Regions from separate parts of the Mus musculus genome. Here region 1 is linked to region 2. The links are chromatin contacts, found by Hi-C or POLR2A ChIA-PET in ENCODE. All regions are on one chromosome and are shown on one strand. The core of a region is the stretch at or near the end of the contact, and the rest is flanking DNA. Distances in the headings are between cores, read along the strand shown.

Evidence for each region. Hi-C counts contacts between places; a loop is a spot of excess contacts on that map. ChIA-PET counts read pairs that join two places held with the same protein, here RNA polymerase II (POLR2A).
Region 1: a map of left cerebral cortex shows a loop between it and region 2 (2.9-fold over the local background). The contact joins the enhancer-like site here to the promoter of Bend6 in region 2. A Hi-C loop is called at or near these places in 8 of 37 maps with a recorded cell type or tissue (heart and left cerebral cortex). POLR2A ChIA-PET finds 5 or more read pairs at or near these places in 3 of 5 experiments (all embryonic stem cell).

The regions. Positions count from the first base shown.
Region 1 is chr1:33,945,164-33,948,669 of GRCm38, forward strand. The region is part of intron 2 of Dst (dystonin); the gene reads left to right. Among named protein-coding and RNA genes, the nearest start is that of Dst, 39 kb to the left of the region's middle. Within about 2 kb of position 1,993, at least 2 of the 3 ENCODE cell types and tissues checked have a DNase peak (open chromatin) inside an H3K27ac peak, as active enhancers do; they include heart and left cerebral cortex, where a contact is called at or near this core.
Region 2 is chr1:33,905,985-33,909,198 of GRCm38, forward strand. It overlaps Bend6 (BEN domain containing 6), which reads right to left and starts at 1,637. Exons shown (of 7, transcript NM_177235.3): 1 at 1,582-1,637. It overlaps Dst (dystonin), which reads left to right and starts at 2,241. Exons shown (of 103, transcript NM_001276764.1): 1 at 2,241-2,468; 2 at 3,015-3,049. The coding sequence starts at 2,288.

The DNA of each region.
Region 1 (3,506 bases), core at 743-3,242, 40 kb after region 2:
CTGAGGGGGTGTGGCGAATGGAGGGAGAGCAGGAGAACTGGACACTGTAAGGGGCTGTGACAAAAACTCACTGCACAGCATTTCTCAGTGACCGCATTGACCTCCGATTGCCGGGAAGCCTGCGTCCTGCTCCCCGTTTCTCCTCTTTACTCAGAATACATTATCAGCGGCTGTTAGGTCATGGGACAACTCCCTCTGCATCCCCTCCCCCCAGCTTTCTGATAAGTACACCTCCAGAGTAAGCAGATTTTGAAAGAGAATGTACTGCCAGAAAAGCATTTAAGTCTTGAACACAGACCAAATATACACTTCATCTCAGCAGGGGCCAAAAGCTCGTTCCCATAACATAGTCAGGAGCATCAGTCAGCCCTTCCTCTCCTGTGCACAGTGATGGGGCTGGGGCGGTTTGGAGACATTTCTGACCAGCGCAGTGTATGCCGGGACCTCTGCTCTTTGGTTCCTGCATAGCAGCCAGTCTGGGGGGCTTGATAGGGAGTCTTGGCCAAACATCTACCCCTGACTGACTGCTGCTGCCTCCCTTTCATTACCTTTGGGATTTGAAGTCCTGCTCGGAGCTTCAGCACCAAACTTCAGTAGCCCTGATTAACTTCATTCATTGGTAGAGATATTGATGTTTAAAATGTTTAACAACCGGAGTTATTTCATATCGAGTGGTTCTTTCTAGTTGCTAGATCTGGGGCAGGTTGCAGAGCACTGGGGAGTAGGGTGATACAGGAGGACTTGCCGGGGTTTTTTGGGACCTTTACCCCAGTTCCTGTGTTTTATGCAACCATGCCCTTGGTGGCTGTGCAGACCCGGGCCTCTGCGTGCCGCAGGCTTGTCTTGCTGCTTCCTCTCAGTCCAGTCTGTTCTCTGCTTGAGCCAGTGCTACAGTATCTACTCTGTGGCTGAGACTGCCCAAGTTAGGATAGGGCTGGCATCAACCTCAGGAATCTTTTTCCAGAAACAGTCCAGAAATAGGTGGACCTCAAGATGAAGCTGTTCTTTGAGAACAGATATTTGGAGGATGCCCTTGATAACAGACATAGTTGTAAGATTGTGTTGCCACACATCCTCCCTCCCCCACTGTGTTGGCAGTTCAGTTTCTATGTGTTTCCATCTTTTACTTGATCGATCTCTCTCTCTCCTTTCCTCCCTCCCTCTCTCTCTCTCCTTCCCTCCCTCCTTCTTGGTATTTTTTGAAACAGGGTTTCTTTGTGTAGCTCTGGCTGTCCTGGAACTAGCTATAAAGCTAGACCAGGCTGGCCTCAAACTCAGAGATCTGCCCGCCTCTGCCTCCTGAGTGCTGGGATTAAAGTCCTGTGCCATTGCTGCCACCACAACCCAGCTCTGTCTCTTAACCTTATAAGCTTATTTTTGTGTCTTAACAACTCTGAGTGTATAGTGGCCATTGGAAAAGCTGTAAGGATTGCAGCTGAGATACTGAAGAAGTGTTTAGGTCTTTAGTATGACTTCAATTTTCAAAGCCCCTCCTGTTCTTTTGTCTTCGGCTTCCTGTGTCCCTGGCCCCACCTCTCTGCTTGCTTTCCTGCCTGGCTTCTCCCATGATCCTCTTTGTTTCTCACACCTCTCTGCACTGCCTTCTCACTTGCGACAGGCCTTCATGCCTGTTTTTTAAGTGTCATTCATCAAATATAGTCACATCTCACCATAAAATCTTGCCTTTAGCTCCTCCGAGTTTATAGCTGCTGGATCTGGGACAGGTTGCAGAGCCGCGAGTAGGAGCAAGCCGGGTGCCATGGATGTTGTGAACACACCATAAAATATGCTTATTTCCTTCACATCTCATGGTGTCTTGTTTTGGAAAGGATTTTTTACACACACGTTTTTACGATGGTGACTTTTTATTTATGGATTAGGGACTATTGTCTGTGACTCTTTAAATCTGAAGAGGGCCACATGCAGACAGATTGAGCTCACATTCATCTGTAATTACAAAGGCTGGGTTATGATTTGCTTGTGGCGGGGCTATTTATAGAGCCTGCCATTGCGCATGACTGTCTGGGCCCAGGGCTGTGAGACCTAGCTGCTGCCAGAGCAGATTGCACTGATTCTGCGCCTGCTCAGCAGGCGGTCTTTCCTTCTTACTGTCTTTAACTGTATGGCATCTTAGCATGCTTCTAGAATTCTTATCTGTGACCCACTTTGCTATGCCATATGGCTACTGTTTCTGCAGCATAGTTGGACCTGTTTGAGATGTATATTGTGGCCAGTGTTATGTAGTCATTCTCTCTCTCTTTCTCTTTTCTTTTCTTTTTTGAGATAGAGTCTTCCTAAAATGTAGCCCTGGATGGCCTTGAACTCACAATTCTCCTGGCCCAGACTCCCCAGTACTCTGATTATGGGTGTGTACCACCACATTTCAGCTTGGTTTTGTGTGTGTGTGTGTGTGTGTGTGTGTGTGTGTGTGTGTGTGTGTGTGTGTACCAGGTTGGCCTAATCTCAAGATCCGCCTGTCTCTGCCTCCTGAATACGGGGATTAAAGTCTGTGCTATTAGCGCAGGGCTCTAGCACCGTTCTTCTTCCTTGTATTAATGGGTTTGCTGTCCTTGCAGAAGCTTTTTGTTGCTGATTCTTTTGTGTCCTTGACTACTGAATAAGGTCCCCAAGTGTCACTGCTGGCACTGTTTAGGAGCTCAGACTTCATGTGTCTCGGGTCGGCTTTCTGAGGGGACAGGCTGTGACCTGAGATAGAGGCTGCCTGCATATTGGCTGGAGAGTGCTCCTCTGCTGAGAGGGAGAGAGAAACTGAGTTAGAAGAGGAGTCCATTTGCAAGAACACCCACCGATCTCCTGGGAAGTATCAGAGCTGTCCTGTTGGAAGCAGGCCCTTCTCCTTGTTGAGTGGCATTGGGCAGGCCTGGGCAGGGTGAAGGGTGTGATATCAGACCAGCAGCCACCTAGTGGGCAGAAAGGATTTTCCAGGTAGAATTTTAGCAACTGGAGAAGCAGGTGTATAAGGAATGGAATCTGAGCAGAGGCTCACAGCATCCAGAAAGCTACTCCTGTTTACCTTTATATATTACGCAATCTTTACTCCGCTTTTAACGGCAGTAGCAATGCAACATTGGGGTGCTTCTCAAGAGTCTTTTAAAGGCCAAGCATGCTTATTTTCTTTTAGGGGTTCATTTAAATGAAAAAAAAAAGAAAGAAAACATGGAATTGATGAATTTACGCTAAAAACAGTATGGGTCAGTTTCAGCACAGAGGTCCTACTGGAGAAGTTCTCCCAGAAAGATTCCATCTTCCAATGGCTGATTATTTCTGATCTAACCAAAAAAGCCAGGGTAGGAAAGGTCAATGATTACAGCGTTTTAAATGCAGCAACGCTGATTAGTTTGGGCAAGCTTTCTTTTTCTTCCAGTACTACAGCATAAGTATGAAAACCCACTAGGGGATAGGTATAATCATTTTTAGAAAAGCTGGGCAAATGCATTTTTGGTAGTATCATCTATGTGTTTGCAAAAACAGAACAGATGTTGTTT
Region 2 (3,214 bases), core at 387-2,886:
GGAATCGCTATTTACTTGCTGTTCGCTGTTAAAAGCACAGAATTTGGGGCAAACTGATTACTTTGCTGAGTTTACAGCCTCAGACCTATTTCTGTTCAGAGATATTTGTGCCATTTCAGCTCACTGCCAAGCTCTGGTCAGTGAGAAACGTAAGGATGACCTTCGGAAACCGCATCGGCTAGCACCACCCCCAGTTTGCAGAAGGTTACTCTGGTCCAGTATAAAACGACCCTCCGGTGCCCTGCTCAGCGTGCTGGGTTCTTCCTTTCGCGGTGTACCACACTTTGCAAGATCTCGGGATTCTCTTCAACCCCCCCCCCCCGCCCCCCTGCATAGCAGATAGGAATACAGTTTCTTACTGCAGTGGGCTGCAGTGTCAGGAGCCCTTCAGCTCTGTGCACGGGATGCAGAAGTTCCAGACAGCTCTGCTGACTGCCAGGGACCCGTGAAGCCTGTTTGGCACCCAGTGCTCCCCGCAGTCTGACAGTCAAGAGTCTCACCTTCCTCAGTGTCGGCAAGCAAGGTGCTTTCCATCCTCAGCCTCAAACAACAGAATGAGTGGCATATAATAGCAATCTGTATTTGTTTTAGGAGGCCAACATGCAAATAAGAGCACATTTTCCTGTGCTTTCCGTGCTTATGAACCTGGCATCAGGGCTAAGCAACATCTTTCCGCATTTCTTTTAATGCTCACACTTGATAATACATCATTCACCTATCAGTCACTAATGGCTACACATTTTTGCAGAACTGAACAGTTGGTTTCATATAGTTAGACAACAATACACACATTCCTATCGATTCTTCAATTGACTTTTGGAATTTTACGAATTATTTAGTTTCAAGCCAGTTACTAGAAATTGCACAAATGTAATATTTCATTTGTCATATGTCATATAGTTAATTTAAAAAATACAAGTCAATGAAAGAAAACAAATCATCCAACTCCCACAGGGAAAGCCAGTTTGCCTTAGGGGCAAGCAGGGCAGAGCACTGCACTGGCCCGCTAAGGCCGCAACACGCTGCAGGCGGCCACTGCAGCTTTGGCTTTCTCGCCAGGTGGCAGAGGCCCTCCGCAAAAGAGCACACCGCAGCGCTCACGCCTTGCCTTCTTCGTTGGCACCGAATCAGCGATCACTGTCAAGTGTCCAGCCCACAACTGCGATACAGTTTTTGCGGATTGTAACGGAATGTAAGGGAAGCTGGAAAAAAACGGCAAAGGGGAGAAGGGTGTGTACCCGAGTGTGACCGATCGCCGTTGTCTGACAGTGCCTAAAAATTTCTCCTGCAGTATCTACAGGCCAATCAATCACCAACTTCCTTCATCCTTCATCATGTCAGATCCTTACATCTAAAATCACCTCTCCCTACAAAGCCAATAAATGAATCAGGGTTCTTTGACCGTGGCAGAGCTCACGTCTGGGCTGAGAATCAGCACCAAGTTTGGGGGTGGTAGGGTGCAAGCCTGCAGACCGCGGCGTGCCGCCTTTCCTAAGATTGGACCAGCTTGGAGATGGCCCTTCCAGGTGCTCGCGCCTCCATGCGCAGGGACTACCCCCGCCCCCAAACCAAATAGCTCACCCTGCTGCATCCTCCGAGCCCCAGCCTCCGGGCGGGCTCAGGGAGGCGGGAGCCCGGGTTCCCCCCGGCTCCTTGGCGCCCCCTGACGTCGGCCTCCAGCAGAAGGTCCGCGGAGGCTTACACAGGCGAAACCCGGGGGTCCCCGCGCACCGCCGCCCGGCGCGTGGCCTGGCGGGCCGCGCGCGCACCGAACCGACCTGCTGGAGGGCGCGCGCCGCTCGGTCCCGGCCCCAGCCATGCGCGCGCGCCCGCACCCGCGCCGCCGCTGCCGCCGCAGCCCGTGACGTCACCCACCGAGCCCCCCGCCGGCTCGCCGCGCCCCGTCCCGCCCCACGTGCGCCGGCTTCAGGACGCCGAGGCCCCGGGCGGCCACCCGATGATGCTCCCAGCCGGCTGCGTCCCGGGCGGGGCTGAGCCCGAGAGCTGCGCGCGGGCTGGGGCGCCTGCGGAGGGAGGGGCGCGGCTCTCGCCGCTGCGCCGCGTGCTGAGTCATGGCGAGAGCTGCCCGCTGCTCTCCATCAGTCGTTCCGGGGCCGGCGCGGGGTGTGCAGCCATTGGGCCGCGCGCGGGGCCGCGAGCGCCGGGCTTGACGCGCTGAGCCGCGCTCGCCCCTGTCCGCCGCGCCCGCCCCGCGTCCCGCGCCCCGCGCCCCGCGCGCTCTGCAGCCTTAGCCCCGCGCCGCACGGCCCCCCGCCTCGCCCGCACCATGATCGCCGCCGCTTTCCTCGTTTTGCTGAGACCCTACAGCATCCAATGTGCTCTCTTCCTCTTGTTGCTCCTGCTGGGCACCGTCGCCACCATCGTCTTCTTCTGCTGCTGGCACCGCAAGCTCCAGAAAGGGAGACATCCGATGAAATCGGTCTTTTCGGGTCGTTCCAGAAGCAGAGGTAAGACACGCCGCCGCTGGGTTCTTCTGGGCAGAAGCGAGGTTCAAGCCTTCTCTGCCTCTTCTGCCCACTCAGTGCCCACTCCTCAAGCTAAGTGCATTTATTTATTTAACGCGCCCTGGCCCTTTGGCCTCACCTCCATCCTCTGAGTCACCAGGTTTGGATAACCACGGAGATTCGGAGGTCCTGGAAGGAAGGATCAGGCTCCGATTCTTAGGGTCAGTTTGCTAGAGCCCAGAAGGTAATTGTAGGGGAGTCCTGGGCTGAGGTACTCGTATCTTTGCCAAGCCTTTGCTGGAGCTTAGGAATAAAAAAGTAAGGCGTGATGATATGGGCTCCCCTCTCCCAACTTTGCTGGAACTTCTTGCAGAGAAATCACCTTAGAGACAGATGGTCCAATACTCTCTCCGCCCCGCCCCAATATGCCCACGGAATTGGAGAGAGACACCTAGAATGTGCTTTCCCGAATCCAGGTAAGTGATCAGTAACTCTTTAGGCTGAGAACAAGGAGTTAACGGAGTCTCGTTTTCCCTCTTTTCTCCCCAGATGCTGCTCTGAGATCTCATCACTTTCGCTCTGAGGTAATTTATTTAGCGCACACTCTCAAGGTCAGAGTAGCTTTCTTTCCTGAGTACCAGCATTAATCATATACGTGTTTAAAAAGCCAGTAGGGCACCGAATGGGAAGCCTGCAGTCCCTAAGCCCAAAGTGACATGCTTCTTAAGCAATTCCATAGTCACGCCTGG